Regions from separate parts of the Mus musculus genome. Here region 2 is linked to region 1. Evidence: chromatin loops called from intact Hi-C (ENCODE). Cell type or tissue: heart. All regions are shown on one strand.

Region 1 (8,000 bases):
ATAGCATTCTAGCATATATATGGTTAAACTTATGCAGTATCTGAGTTATTTTTCTTGGTAGTATGGAAGTGTAAATGTGGGGCAGGATCTGAGTCATTGGTTAATTTTTGAAAGAAAGTTATGAATTCACTATACTCTTAAGTCTAAATATGTGTTTAAATTAGTCACAATAAACTGGATACCTGTCTGTGAGTCAAATACCCATCCCATTGTATGTATTCCTGGTACTATAAAAGAAGTTCTGCTTCTGATAGCTGTGGGCTGGCTCTTGGCATAAAAACCATTCAGTGTGTCCTTTCCGTACTTTGGTGCTATACACAGGTTGGAGTGCCATTGCTTTATACACCATGTAGAGGGGTTAACATGACTGCTCTGCATGTTATACACATTCTGTAAAAGTTTACTGGTATGGAGCTTAATCTGCTTCTGTCTTCCATTGTCCCCTCAGTCCTGCTGCAAAGCTTATGAATATATGGGGTACATTATGGAGAAAGAGCAAGCATACACAGATGCGGCCTTCAACTATGAGATGGCATGGAAACATAGCAACCAGACAAATCCTGCAGTGGGTGAGTTCAGCAGACTGGGCCCAGTGTCTTCACAAGAAATAATATATCATTTGTAAATACTATTTGAAATGCACTTTTAGGGCAATACATATACAAGCCAACCTCTATTGTCAATGCTGTATCCTCATCGCGAGTTACTTACCTGATTACTAGGTTCATTCTGCCTTTTTCCTTCTCCCTTCATCCTTCTATTTGGAAAATGGTAATGTGGACAAAAAGTATCCTGTTGTCAGATATATTATGCAAAGGTTACATTCTATCACCACCTAAGGTTCTTTTACTGAGAACCTTCTAAAGCCTTTTAACACTTGAGTAAGGGTTTGGGTCTCTTACCTTTCTCCTGAGCATCATAGACGTAATGAGTTGTATGTGTAGACTCTTGTTTGGGGAGTATTAGCCTACAGTGTCTGTGCAGTTGAGTGTTACCAATAGTGAACTCAGTGATTAACCTCGGCCTCCTGCCGGTAGGGCTCCTCCCAGTGAACTAAGTCCGACTCACTGAAGTCTAGATCAGTTCTGCGATGCCATCTCTACTCCCCTCCCTCTCACAGAGGAGGGTCCTTGAGTGGGAACTTCCTCCTGAGGTGAAAGTATTTGCTGTGCTCTCTCAGAGGGCTGTCACCTTTCCCTGCTTGAGACTGTCCCTTGACACGACTAACCATGGTTCACCAACACTCCCTTTAAACATTGGTGAGAGTTTTTACAGTTGAGAGAGCTGCAGTTTCTGTGGCCACAAAGCATGAGAAATTACTTTGCTCTCTCCGTCCCTTCTGAACTGTTCTACTACATGTGAGTGTGTTTATACGTATGGCTTGGCTCCCTGTGACTATAAAGGCGTTGGTGTTTTTATTAGATTAGGTGATTTCAAGCTATTAACTTAACCTAAGGTGGCAGCAGTCTTTACCAGCTGTGTCGCAATGTTTGACTGCAGCCATAGTCCTCCTCACACTCTGCCATCTGTCCTGCTGGCCCCTGGCTTGGGTTTCTTTAGGATCTGTTAAAATTGATAGATTGGGAAAAGTACAGGAACTAATGATTGTTTATACATCTTCATTTACATATTCATATTATATATCATATGAGATAGAGACACCTTGTAAAATGGAAATGTATTAAATACCCAGAAAATAGAAATAATTTTGATAATTTATTCTTTCAGAGTAATATGTTTCAAAGTTATTTATATACTCTGTTCCTTAGGAAGCTTCAGAAAACACAGAGACTCCAACTCACCAGCTTTTCCCTTATTCTAGTTTATAAGTGATCTTGGCAGCTCTCCCAGAGTTCCTTTCCTAGGTGTTCCTCTGACATTTTTAATTATTTTGTTTGTCCCTGATGATTGTCACTATATCCACTACCCAGTCTGGCTGGCCAAATTAACCTTACACTTTCACAAGAAACCCTCAAAGTCCACACACTATTTCCATAGAATTTCAAATCAGGTGCTGTCACTGCAAATGGCCCCAAATAGTTATGCTAGTACATACATACATACATACATACATACATACATACATACACACATATATATGTGTGTGTGTGTATACACACATATAAATGTGTGTGTAGTTTGTGTGTATATATATGTATGTGTATATGTAGTTATAGTTATATTCCTTGTATAAATATGCATAAGAACACATTTCAAGTGAAAAACACATTTTAAAATAGGAGACCACTAGGAACCAAGAGCCTGTGAGGAGAGGACCTCCTCTCACCTACGCTCAGGTTACATGGCAATCACTAGATGTCTAGATTCACTTCCACTTGTCTGCTGATGGAGTTTGCGCTTTTCAGTGAGCTGAAGAAGCCACACTCGGGGAGCAGCAGTGCTCCCACCCAGCAGCTACTCACTGGGGTCCCTTTTTCCAACTCTGTTCCTTTCTGTTTGCTCATCTTAATTTCACTTTGCTTTCTCCTGCCATGTCTCTTTTCTCTGTATTGTCTGGCCAACAGTTTCCCTTAGGACTTCTCTAATAAGTCAACAAAAGAGGAAGGAAAAAACCACGTATCAGATTTTTTTTTCTTGTCTCAACAGGATACAAATTGGCATTTAATTACCTAAAAGCAAAACGATATGTGGATGCAATTGACGTATGTCACCAGGTAAATTTCTTAAAATAGTACAGGTGGAGTCTGGAAAGATGGCTCAGCTCTTAAAGGCTAAGGCTCATAACCAAAAGTAGCAATGCACAATTTCCTTCTACTCTCAAATGTCACTGAACAGTAAGAAATAGAAGATGTGGTTGTTTAGCTAAGTAGTTTATTAAATAAGTTATGGAGAAATTATTAGTGTTCGGTTAAAATTTTAAAATGTGTCTATTTAAAGCAAGGATATATTTATAATTAGGGTTTAAATAGTAAAGGATTTGTGTCAATTTAAAGAGATAGGCTAGTAGGGAAAACCTGTTCGACAAAATCCAGTTTGGATGGTATCTGAAGGGCCGGAGAGACGGCTCAGCAGTCAGCAGCCTCTGTTGCTCCTGCAGAGGACCCCGGTTTAGTTGCCAACGCCCATGTCCAGCTCTCAACCATCTGTAACTCCAGCTCCAGGGCCTCCTCCATCCTGCTCTGGCCTCTGCAGGCACCAGGGACACTTTTGCAGATAGCATTGATTTCCCAGGTCATTCTATTAAGTGGGACATTTTGTGATTATATCTATCTATTGAAGAACTTTTTATTTATAAATTATAGCTAAAAATACTCCATAATTTAGGAAGTATTTCTGCATTTCATTGCACTAAAACCCTACAATTAAAATGGCATCTTTAACATCCTTCCAGCTTTAGAATTTCCATAGCGCTTTGTGTGTGCCATGTCCCAATGGAGCTCCGTTCGAAGAGGGCCTTACCATTTTTCACAGCTCTTACTTCAGATAGTTGTGTCCCAGTATTATTGTGGTAAATACCTGGCTATGGGATTGCTGTTGACTGCTAACTTCTGTGAGGCAGTGTTTCAAACTAAGGATGAACACTAACCCAAGGCTATGTGTGCAAATCACTTGTGGACTTCTATCTTTTTAAATGAATAGCTTCTCCCTCTCAGACATAGCATTGCTGGAAATCAGAATGTTCCAAAATCAGTCCAGGTAAATCTGATACATGCTCTCGGTTAGTAAAACCCTCAAAGAGGATATTAGACATGACAAGAAGCTAAGTTACAGAAGTATTATAAGTTGTCTTCTAAGTCACCTGTTAAGGAAACTTGTATGAGATGTTTCCATGGGTAGTTCCACATTCTGTGACTCTTATCTGCTCATCTCAATGAGTCACCACTCATGCGGTGATTGTCACCTTTGATGAGTGTGACAGTGTTAATACAGTGAACTCTTGCCCATAATGCGCAGTTAGACTCAGAGTCATAGCTCCCTTGTTCTCAACAGTTCCTTACAAGGTAGTTTGGTTTTGTTTCCCCAGGTTCTTGAAGCACATCCAACTTACCCCAAAATCAGAAAGGATATACTTGATAAGGCGCGTGCATCTTTAAGACCTTGAAAATGATTTTTACTGAAGTGTTGGGCAAGAGATGACAGTGGTCCCTCAGCTTTCACAGTCTTTGCAGTTGACACAGGCTCCAGCTGACAGTGTGACAGAAGTGTGTCCTGCCTTCTCCAGCAGAGGCTGCTGCTGTCCGTGGACAACACTGGTCTGTGGCATCCTTGGTGGAGTGGCTGGGTGAGAGCTCATCTTTCTCCCTTCCATTAGGCACAATGGTAGTTCTGTGATAAAGCTTAACTCGTTTCTACAGAGGATATTTTTGTTAAAGTCTGGGTGATATATCTTTTCTGAAGAGTATTAGATTTTCCAACAATTCTATTTAAAGTCTACTGTCATCTGTTAATTTTCTATTATAGTTTGTGATATAATCTCATGTAATTTATGAAAAATGAATACATATTTTAAATGTATATTTTAATAAAGATTTTTGTGAATATCTGGTTTATATTTTTTCAGAACTCAAAAGACACAGGGCAGTCTGCAGTGTTGTTTAATAATGTTGAAGGAAATGACATTTATTAGAAAAATCTTCCCTGGAAAATTTAAAACTCAATGTTTGCCTCTCTTTGTTATGTTCATGCTTCCTACCCTCAAAGCAAGTGTGATCTTAAGAAATGGTCATACTCTGAAACCAGTTTAAATAGGTAAACCCTTATAGCAATATTAACCAGAAGCCACAAGAGTGAGCTTAATGTGTCCCAGACAGTGGTCTGGTGAAGAAGGGTGAAAATTGCTTTCGGTCATCAGAGACTTACGGAGATGGGGGTGGGTAGAGGGCAGGCGCCCCGGCAAATAGTACTCTTTGATGGGTGGCTTCTGCTTTTTTATACGAAATTACCCTAATTTTATCAACCTTGGTCCTTAGCATTCTTCTCGGGTGTCTTATGTACATCTGAAGTTCTTTCAAAATACAGTAGTCTTCAGTTTTATTTTTACTTGAAATAAAATATTTTTAATAATTTGTTTTTCTTTCAAACAGATTGCCTTGGGGATCGTATCTCCATGGTTTTAGTGTCCTTTTATTTCCAATTATATGCTATAAAATTCTAATCATTCATTACCAAAATTGCATTTATAGCATTTCATAAAACTCAGATAATAACATTTAGGAACTATTTAGTAGCTAATAAAAATACTTTTACATATCGTACAGCATTTGTTCATCACAAGCCTAGGAAAACGTATTATTCCTATTGTAAAGATTCCAAACTGTCCAATCCCTAGGTGAAGAGCTATAGGCCATTAACAACTGCTAAGAGAGACCCAATTATTCTTCCCTCAGTGGTGAGATAATTAGATATTCTCCACCACCCCCAACTTCCAAAGCCTGTCTGTTCCTTCCATAACAAAGAATGAACATGTGCACATGGTGAATTGAGTGAGAACTGCCCCCATTATAGGCTTGTGTATTTCAGCACTTTGTCCCCAGTTGGTAGTGCTGTTTGGGAACATTAGGAAGCCTTTAGGTCCAGCCTCGCTGGAGGGAGCACATCCCTGAGGGTGGGCTCTCAGGTTTACCGTACCCAGGTGGCTTGTTCCTTTCATTGAGTAATTTTGTTATCAATGTAGAGAAGCCATTGTCATGTCCACGCTCAGTTTAACGTAGCTATTCTACATCCTGGCTCCGTCCACTCTATCTAAACTCTACAACGTTGACAGTCCCAGAATATTTTTCTTGTCTGAGAGTTGATTTTTGTGATGTATACCTTAATCAGAAATATAGGAAGTCTGGAGCCTAGACAGGTAGTTGCAACCCCACACCGCAGCTTCCACAACCGCCTTGCACGCGCTGGAAGGTCACGCCTGCCTTCTGGATGGAGGAGTCAGAGAACCTGGTTGAAGAAGCTCTCATGGAGTCTAGATCTGGATTAATGCCCTCCATGGGGAAAAGGAAGTGATTGGAAGTTTAACCTGCTTCAACTTTAACAAATCTTGTGTGAGAGGTGGGGGAACCCTGGAGGATATAAGTGTCTTCTGCAAGCCAGTGCAAACCTAAGGGAGGGCTTCCTGTAGGCTTGGTGGAGCAACCAAGGTTGAACTCTGGAGCAGACTTCAAGCAGAGGGGACTCCTCGGGTGGATTCAGGATCTGAGGCGAGCCGTCCTACTTTAGGACTGGAGGTCGCGTGGCTCTCTTGGTGCTGGGTGAGATTGTTGGGTTTCACACATGGGCCAAGGGGCTGAGGTGCATATTTAACATACCAAAGTGGACCTGACCTCCAGATTCTCCCAGCATCCCCACCTGTTATGTCTGGCATATCTAGCCTTCTACCACGAATTTTCTAGCCCAGTGGGTGGGCTTTCCCTCCCCCTAGAAGCTCCTCCCTGTATGGTCCAGACGTTATAGTCCTCCTCCCTTCTCTCTGTCTCTGCATGTTCTCCCTCCCTGCATGTGCATGTGCACATTCTTTCTACCCTCTGTCTCCCTCCCCATAGAGACTTCTCTGGCTTCCTTGGGTCCAATGAACTGACTGGACAGCAGCCTCCCAATGAATCCAACTTTATATAATCTAATCTGGCTTGAATTGACTCATTTCACCAGCAGAGAATAACTTATCAGAACTCTTTATAAAATTGCATGGGAAGGAAACTGCTGCACTCATGCACTTCTGGTTGAGACCATGCAGGACAAATGAGAGTCTGTCCCCGATCAGCTGTCCTGTTTCAAGAAGCACCACTGTGAATCCTCTGGGATCGAAGTGAGGGGTAGTACTGCTCCTTCCTGCCTGCTTCTGGTGTTACTGAGCTGAACTGTCCGCATGAAAACAATAAAATGGCCAGCTATCGTCACATCTACCTGATGATGGATTGCTATGCAGTTAACTATTGTCAAACTCAGTAAATGTTTTCCAAAGATACTTAATTGTCAAAATTTTTAAAGCTGGAAAAATATAATTATTAAGGTTGTATATTTGCCAAAAAATATAGACCCATATATAACAGTCACCACGTACACACAAAACTGAATGTATATTACCCAATTGTTACCTGAATTATAATTTTTTTCTTTGCCATGATGAAAGTTAACAACTATAATAAACATTTTATACTAAGAATAGGGCATTTAAAATTAAATTTAAAAGTTAATTAAAATTTAGAGGGAAACCTTTGCAAACTTCCTTTTCACTGTTTAAAGATCTTTTCTTGGTGAAGATGAGTCAGGGGGCAAAAAGCTGACCCTCAATTCTTAAACTTTTCTAATTGTTCCTAGAAAATATATTCTAATCCCCTGTGATTGCCAGAGATCCAGAATTGGAAGAGAGAAAAGAGACTTCCAGAAAATGAGTATGAGTGTAAAAACAACTGAATAAGGGAACACAACGAACACATCACCCTAAGGGGCCCAGAACACAGCTTTAGGAGGACAGACAGACCTGTGAGCTGGCCACTTGCCTGCATGTTGGGCTTTTGAGTAGTAATGGGGTTTTAATGACGATCTTCCCACATTAAATGGATTGGAATGGTGGAAATCACTAATGGCATTCAAGGTCACAACACTGGGTATAAACAGTCTTACATGTCACCGGCTCCTTGGAGGAGGAGGGGGGCCCCCTCCCCCTTTCAGGTTTGGATAAACCTTCCTTGAAGATTAGTGACACCCTAAAGAATGGAAGGTGAGGAGGCATAATAGGAATATATTTAGATGTGAGGACAGAGGAAAGACAGGGTAGAAGTTTTTATTTGCCTGATTACTTTTTAAGATAGATGTATTTTATATATTGAAATGTTAATGGGGGAAAGTCAGAAAAAAATGAAGGCACAGGAAATAACAGATGGGGAAATATAAGGAGGAAAACCAGGGCCCTGGAACTTTAGAAGAATGAGTGAGGGGTGAGTGTACAGTTCCTGTAAAGGAAACGGGGGGGGGGGGGGGGGGACACAGAACTTCAGAAGGTGCTGGCCGGCACATACAAAGGTGGCTGGAGGAACCCTCGC
Region 2 (8,000 bases), 560 kb after region 1:
TCACCTGGCCATGTTGCAACTGACTAGAGATCGATCATCTCTAAGGACAATTTTGGGCCTGTCAACAGAAAGAATGGAGGATTTCTGGTAGGGAGACTTCAAAGATTAGTAAAGGAAGTTTGTGAATATGCAAACTCTTTTCTCTCTAGACACATCTTGGTTAAAGTACCAATGAAATGTGAGTGTTAGGGAAGTGCTTGAATAATGAACACAGAAATCAGCAATCTAGCCCCAAGTACATTCCTTTTCTGTTGCTGTGATAAAACATCATGGCCAAGGAAACTTAGGAAAAGAAAGATTTTTGTTGGGCCTATGGTTCCAGCGGGATAAGAATCTATCATGGCAGCAAAAGGCAAGCCTGGCATCAGGAACAGAAGCTGAGAGTTCACGTCTTGAATTGCCAAGATGACCTGGAAACGGTGAGTCTTCACACTCTCAGAGCTTGCCTCCAGAGACACATCTCCTCCAACGAGACTGCGCCTCATAACCCCCCACAAACAGCAGCAGCAACTGAGGAACACATAGGCAAACGTGGAGTCTAGGGAGGGCATTCCCAGCCAAACCACTCTGTGTACTAGGTGTGCATCGGAGCAACCGAAAGCACATTTTCGGTGGTATTTGTTTTGCGAGTAAGATGATGGAGAGATGCAAGATGAGCTTGCTTTAAAGCAGTGTTATTAATCGCTCATTCGAGGATTAATGTGACCAAACTGTGCCCCGCAGGCAAGCAATTTGCTGCTGAGGATTAATTGTGCCTTCAAGAAAGTCCATATGCCACACATGGCCCTTTCTAAGGGGTCAGTAGATTGAAGGGGGGAATACATAGTCTATCTTACAGACAAGGACAAGCCACAACAACAACAAGCCACTCAAAATGACTTACACAGCACCGTTCTAAAGTATCACCCATCCCTTCTGGTCTTGTAAGTCTATTTGATTAAAAGTTGTTGTTGTTGTTGTTTTTATTTTGTGTGTATGGGTGGTTCTGCCTGGATAGAAGACTGGGCATCCTGTGTGTTCGGTGCTCACAGAGACAAGAAGTGGTTGGTAGAGCTTCTGGAGCTGGAGTGACAGACAGCTGTGAGTTGCCATGCGGGTCCTGGGAATTTAACCACCGGAAGAACAACCCCTAACAACTAAGCCATTTCTCTAGCCTGCTGGCCCTGTGTTTTTTACAGTCATCCAATCAATCTCTCCCTGTATTCTCTAACACTCTGACTGTTGTTTCTTGTCTCAGTTCTTCTCCAGTGACTTGTAGACTCAATTTTCTCTGATTCTCACCGAATGGAATGTTCCTCAACCGTACCTCCCCATGGATTTGCTTTTATGTGAGATTTCAATGATTCCTGTGACTTCATACATATTCATAAGACCGGCCTTTACATCTAATCTAACTTCTGGACATCAAGTGAGTATGCTTAAGTACACTGAATATTTAATACTGAAAATCAAATTTCTTACTTTACTTTCAGTGCCCCAGAGGAAAATAGCAACCTAATATAGTAAGCAAGCAAACAAACAAATAAAACGACAATTATATTGGATTCTTGTTTATTGTCCATAATTTTTCTCTTCAATCCTGAGTAAACCTCAGTTTCCTTCCTAGGGCTTAATTCCCTCTGTGCCTAAATTGATCAAAACTGTATTGTTGTTAATTTATATTCAACTTTTTCTTAAAGATCTAACTTTTGAATAGCATTTAAATTTACTTTTTCCTGAGACTTCCATCATCCATCATAAACTCTGAGCCCGCGTTGTTATTCGGTTTCTGGCCCAGCCCCACCTGCTTTTCCTATTTCTTCATCCCTTATTTTGGTGATTATAATATTTTAAGTAATGACAGTATCTGCACATGTATATTTCTATTTAAGATTTATTTAGTTATTTATTTTTATTTATTTAGTTAGTTAGTTATTTAGTTAGTTAGTTAGTTTTTTTTTTCATGTGTGTACCAATGGGTGGGTAAGGGAAAGGGTATGTGTGGGGTAAATGTCTGGGTGGGTAGATGGGTGTACCACAGAGACCACAAGAAAGTTTCATGTCTTCTGGAGCAAATTTCTTTTCTTTTTAAAGATTTGGCTTATTTTCAGATTATGCGCATGTCTCTGTATGGGCATGCTGTGTGAATGCAGTATTCAGTGTGGACAGAAAGAGATATTGGATCCCCCGGAGCTGGAGCTATAGAAGACCGTTAGCTGCCCAGAGTAGGAGCTAGGAACTGAATGCAGGTCCCTCTGCAAGAGCAGTGCTCACTGTTAGCCACAGAGCCATCTCTTAGTCCCTGTAATTACTTTTCAATTCCTACCATGAACCACTCTTCAGTAAAGATATGATATTCCACAAGTATTTATGTAGAAATGACACATGTTAAAGCCCTTCTTTTCTCCAGATATTGAAGAGGTATTATATAATCTGTATAACCATCTAAGTATTCACAAATTACTCTCTCTATATGCACACAGACCATTCTATAGAATAGAATATGTAGAACAATGAGCTTCTATAAGGCTGTTTGTCATTCAGGAGCACAAGGTAGATAAAGTCGCCAAATCTAAAGTGAAAATACAATATTAAACAACAGTCTCCACAAATGTTTAACTGAGCTGTTGTCTTTTGGCTTTTGGAAGGACCCTGGAGAAAATTTAGTCCTGTGTATGTTTATCCACTGAGTAATACACACTGAAAGGAATTATTTTACAGAATTTGCCAAGCCAACATCCCCCAGAGTCAATATCAGTAGACCTGGATTAGGCCTGGAATATGTTAACAGTGGAGATAATTGCTGTAGGAGATTTTGAAGCCTGCCAATCAGGGTCCTAAGTCTTACCTACTGCTTTTAATTTAACAGGAACTCTGAGTGTAATATTCCACTTAATGTAAAACCCACATAACCTCTCAGCCACTGTTGCTCTTCTCTAAATGGAAGATGGATACATGCCAAATAAAAATCTGTGATTCTAAATAGCATCCTATTTATTGAACTCTGTATAACGGAAAACTCGTCATAGATTCTACATATTCAAATAATATTTTTTCAGTATTCCTAAACATCCCGAAAACTCACAGATTTCACAACCTCAAACATAGCATAACTACCTTTTTATAGGAAAATGATGACTGAGATAGAAACATCTCAAATGCATGCACCCTCACTGCCTGCCTCCTACACCACACACACACACACACACACACACACACACACACACACACACACGTCTTTCAACAAGAGAGAGTGAAGCAGTTAACAATCTTGTAAAAATATTCCTATTTTTTTAATTTATTCAAATCAATCCAAATGTTGAGCCAAATGGCAACCAATGGCTTTTGTATACGACATTTCTATATTTCATTTTCTGCTTCTACTGATAATCATAAAGAAAGTCTTTAATCATAGGAACCAGGATAAAAAGGAAGGTTGTTACCATTTCCACCTCCTGAGTCATTCTACTCTTTAGCTAACATCACGTGACCTAAAATTGTTTAAAATGTGAACACTTTTCACAATGGAACTATTCTAAATGCCCACTGTCTTTTTTTTTTCACAGATAAGGATAATCCATTTTCCCCCAGCAATTAATTAGTTTCCACTGTTCTCCTCCTAAGGGGGGAGGGGGGAGTCCAGTGCTGTCACTCGGAATCTATTAAACACATTACATCAATCTTCACTCGTGGGCTAGCAGTGACTTGCATACCGTTCTAAAAGGTTAAAACAAAAACATAAAGAATCCCAACATCCTAGCAGCAGCAATTGTTCAAAAGGCCTTGGGCTCAGGATGCTGAGGTAGCTCTAAAACTGTGCCCAGGATGCTCAGCCGTGGGCTCTGGCAGAGCCACTGCCATGTTAGTCTGCTTCATTACATCTCTATGATTTGTTCAACGCATTAAACATCAGTATTTCCCTTGTGAGAAGAAGGCCCATCCCTCACTCTGCAAGCTTTATCTTTTGATGTTAAACAAATACAGCCACAGAAATGAAAGGCTAAGAAGCCGAAGAAAACATTGAAAATACAACATGGCACAGCCAGTGATCATTTTAGCATAGGAAGGTTTTTAAACGCAGAACAGCCAGAATTAGAGCATTTGAGCCTTTGAGTTCTGCATACAACATTACAAAGCACATCTTATTTTAAATGCCATCATTTGGCAGAATCGTGATTCACTGATGCAACAAAAATAGAATCATGCTTGCTTACCTGAAATAAAGGGAATGGTACTCATAGCACAGAATCCATGTGCGTGTTGAATATAACCAGTCTCCAACGCAGGTTTCTAGAATTCAGCCTACAGCAGAAAGTAAAATCTCACATGTGCGATAATAATATCCTTACTAAAGAGAAAAAGCCAAGACAGGGCGATCACTGCATCCTCTCTGCTTCTGCCTTAGCTTTCTGTTCTGACACTCAGTCACTCGATGGTACCCACTGTCAGAAAACAGCATGCTAAATTAAAATAAATAAATAAATAAATAAATAAATGTAGGAGAGGAGCGTCTTGCATGACAGCTCCATCTCCTGGCCACAAGTGGAATCGCTGTAATTTCAAGTTCCTTTGGCAAAGCAACATTCAACACATAAGATTAAATGGTGTATAGTTCAGAATTCTAATGTACTCTAATTCAACTATTCTAGTTAGTTACAAATTGAACACTAAAATGTCATTATACTTTGTGGTTTTTTAAAATGTAGTTTAACATTTGGAGTTTGATTTATTTTTATTATGTTTAAATGAAATCTGAGTTTTCAGAACATTATGGAAAAGAGCTATATGAAACTAATTGTAATTATTAATCATGTCATTATTGGTTATCTTTTTGTGAGGAAGTATATTGTCTTAAGAGATAAGCTTGTTGTTAACAGAATGATGGATTTATGAAAAGACAAAAACCTCGGTCAATCAAACTTTCTGAAACATCTCGAACCATATAGGCAATCTGAAATGTGATAATTGTTCTATACCATAGTCTGAAGCAAGGCCTCATTGGGAGGGTAGGAGCAGAATTCAAAGTTCCCCACTTGTTAAGTAAGTTAGAAAACCAAAGTTTTGCTGAGTATATGACCTGTTCAATACATATTAGTTTATGTACTTATTTTTTTCGTGCTTAATTTTCTACAATTGTTTATGAAGTTCTGAGTCACAAACTACTTGAAATTTAAAAAGTCTATCTGCTGTCTTTTTCTCAAAACCAACTTCATCAAACAGGGTCAAGTACCAATTCAGAGATTCTGGTGCTGTCCGTGGTGCTGAAAGCCAATTACACGCTCTCTTGCAGTGTTCCAAGATTTTCTGCCAGCTGACATAAAATCTTGGTAAAATACGATTTAAAAAAATAATAATGATCGTTTCATTATTAGAAAGATTGCTCAGAGGTTAAGATCATTCACTGCTCTTGCAGAGGACCTCCACATTAAAACCAAAATCTAGGCATGTGCCCAGAATTGTGCTCATACCCCTGCCCTCACTGAATCTATTCTTGTTTCTTTACAGTCACTTCAATTTGCTCACTTTTATAAGCCTGGATCCTTAACACGTACCTGAAACACGAATTATTCCCAGATAATGAATGGATGACTGTCCTAGAAAAATAGCTTGTGCATTACTTTTGTATTTTCATTGTACATATACTTGTATTTTTGTGCTTTAATTCCTATGTTTCCTTTAATATGCATGCCCGTCATAAAGCATAAAAGTCAATGAAGTAAATAGCATGCATTTTCATTAAGCTATCTAAAATATGTTTTGATCTCTCTCTCTCTCTCTCTCACACACACACACACACACACACACACACACACACACACACACACACTTGGACATACTGAGACTATATGTTGAATTTATTGGTTAAACAATGTCTGCCTTGAAACTAGAGCTCTACACTCTTAGGTTGTTTTCAGCAAGGGAGAGGGAGGCAGAGGGGGAGCACACTATGAGGCAACTCTTACAACTTTATTTTTATGTAAAAACCTTTAGTCTCATCTAGAATGTTTTTATCTATTTTAAGAAAATAGGCAAAACATCAACATTGCTTCCTGCACCAGATATTTGTATATTTATGCAGAAAATGTGTACATATACAGTATTTATAAGCACAGCACACTTCCAAAATCAGGCAGAGTTAGATTCACCTTGCTAGCAGCAACAAACCTGTGATGATCTCTCAGTGTAATGTCCCTCTTCTGTTGCTTTGCTTTAAGAATAAAATCCAAATACTTACTTTAATATCTTTGTTTTCAAAATTATTTTAATTTTAGCAGGAAAAGTAGTCACATTTTACTTCAAGTAAATTTTTACTCTTGGTAAGGACATGCTTTTTTTATTTTTATTTTTGCCAATTCTCCCTTACCTAACCATGCCGGTCCTCAGATAGAGAAAGTAATGAAACTTGAAGTCTTGTTTATACCAACGGTGTTTTTTTTTCCTTGCCTCAGTTTTCACATGCAAAATAGATGCATTAAGGAGATAAAAATGAATGCAAAAATTCTAAACTGTAATTTAATTTATACAGTTTTATCCAACTGTATAAACTAAAAATAAAAGTCTGCTAATATCCTTTCAATACTTCCTTGCCAACTCAGGACAGATCGAAAACATTAATTCCATGTCTAATGTCTAATGCTTGTCCTGTGGTGCTATCATTAGAACATTGCAGACTTTCACAATACAGGAAGGAAATATTTTTTTATGATTTTTTTTTGGCCTCTGTGCATCTATGCACAGGTATGTACACATGAATGCAGTGCCCTGAGAGGTAAGAAAAGGGCATCTGGTACCACAGAGCTGGAGTTACAGGAGGTTGCACGCCGCCTGATGTGGGTGTTGGGGATCACAAGGTAGGAACCTGAAGGCAGGAACTGAAGCAGAGACCACAGAACACTGCTTTTTGGCCTGCTCTCAGAACATGCTCAGCCTGTGCTCTTAAATGTTCTTATACAACCCAGGACCACCTGCCTAGGGATGGAAATTCCCACATGTGCTGGCCCCTCCCACATTAGCCATTAGTCATGAAAATACCCCCACAGACGTGCCCGTAGGCCAGTCTGATAGAGGCAGATCTGTAAATGAGAGTTTTTCCTTTCAAGGGACTTCGGTTTGTCAACACAGCATGTTATGCATGGAGAGATGAAGAGAAACAAGACAAAACAAACAAAAAATGGGGCAAAAACTGGGCTGGCAAGACCTTCTAATTCTCATAAACAAATTTTGACAAGCAGCTTTTCCAATCTTACCAAGGGAAATATTAAAGCATAAATTTTATTTCATGTTTTTGATGGGGCAAGGGACTAAGTAAGCACTTTGCACAAATCATCTCATTACATTCCAAAGAGGTCTGTGATATTAGTTTTATTTCAACTATTTTCTCTTTTAAAGATTAATAAAAAGGGGGCTAGAAAATGCCACATGCTAAATTTAACTCAGACTCTAGTCTTCGGCTCTTGAGATCTTCCTGGGAAGTTCTTGAGAAGGAGATGCAAACTGAGGGAGGGATTCTGTTGACCTTTACAGCGTTTTGTCTCTACCTAAGTTATTCATCACTTTTGTGAGTCAGTATGGTTAGATGGGAATGGAAGGTTCTCTTTGGGAGTCTCTCTCTTCCTCCCTCCCTCCCTCCCTCCCTCCCTCCCTCCCTCCCTCCCTCCTTCCCTCTCCCCATTTTTTTAATTTGACAAAGAACAGACAGGATTAGTACACCCAGAAACTCCAGTGACTTCTGCCCCTGTGGCCACACCTCCACACAGTGGCCCTGTTCTTGAGAGAGCCAGGACATCAACACCTGTGCAGCCACCTGACAGCACACAGGGCTTAACGGAGATGGGAGCCTTTGGTTGCTGCTGTGACATGGGAGCAAGAAATATGGACTACCCAGTCCCCTGGCCTGGGCAGAATGGGAAAGTGGGACCCACACCTCTCCTGGGCAGTGTGGTAGAACTGGCCCTGGTGTTGTGGTTGCTGGAAAGGTGGCCCAGACGGCATGATCTGGGGAGAGCTAGAGGGCTGACCAT

The links. Hi-C counts contacts between places; a loop is a spot of excess contacts. Peaks named below come from ENCODE experiments on the same cell type or tissue, not always from the same donor. Only the 100,000 strongest peaks of a DNase experiment are listed, where the experiment ranks them.
Region 2: it touches region 1 in a loop (16-fold over the local background); 2 of 42 quality-filtered maps call a loop at or near these places.

What each region holds. Positions count from the first base shown.
Region 1 is chr2:66,180,829-66,188,828 of GRCm38, reverse strand. Ttc21b (tetratricopeptide repeat domain 21B) reads left to right here. Exons shown (of 29, transcript NM_001047604.2): 27 at 449-569; 28 at 2,608-2,675; 29 at 3,986-4,502. The coding sequence ends at 4,063. Among named protein-coding and RNA genes, the nearest start is that of Galnt3, 60 kb to the right of the region's middle. In heart, a CTCF peak has its summit at 4,183; no DNase peak of the experiment used is centred here.
Region 2 is chr2:65,617,209-65,625,208 of GRCm38, reverse strand. It overlaps Scn2a (sodium channel, voltage-gated, type II, alpha), which reads right to left and starts at 4,440. Exons shown (of 27, transcript NM_001346679.2): 1 at 4,194-4,440. In heart, a CTCF peak has its summit at 4,511 (motif pointing left); no DNase peak of the experiment used is centred here.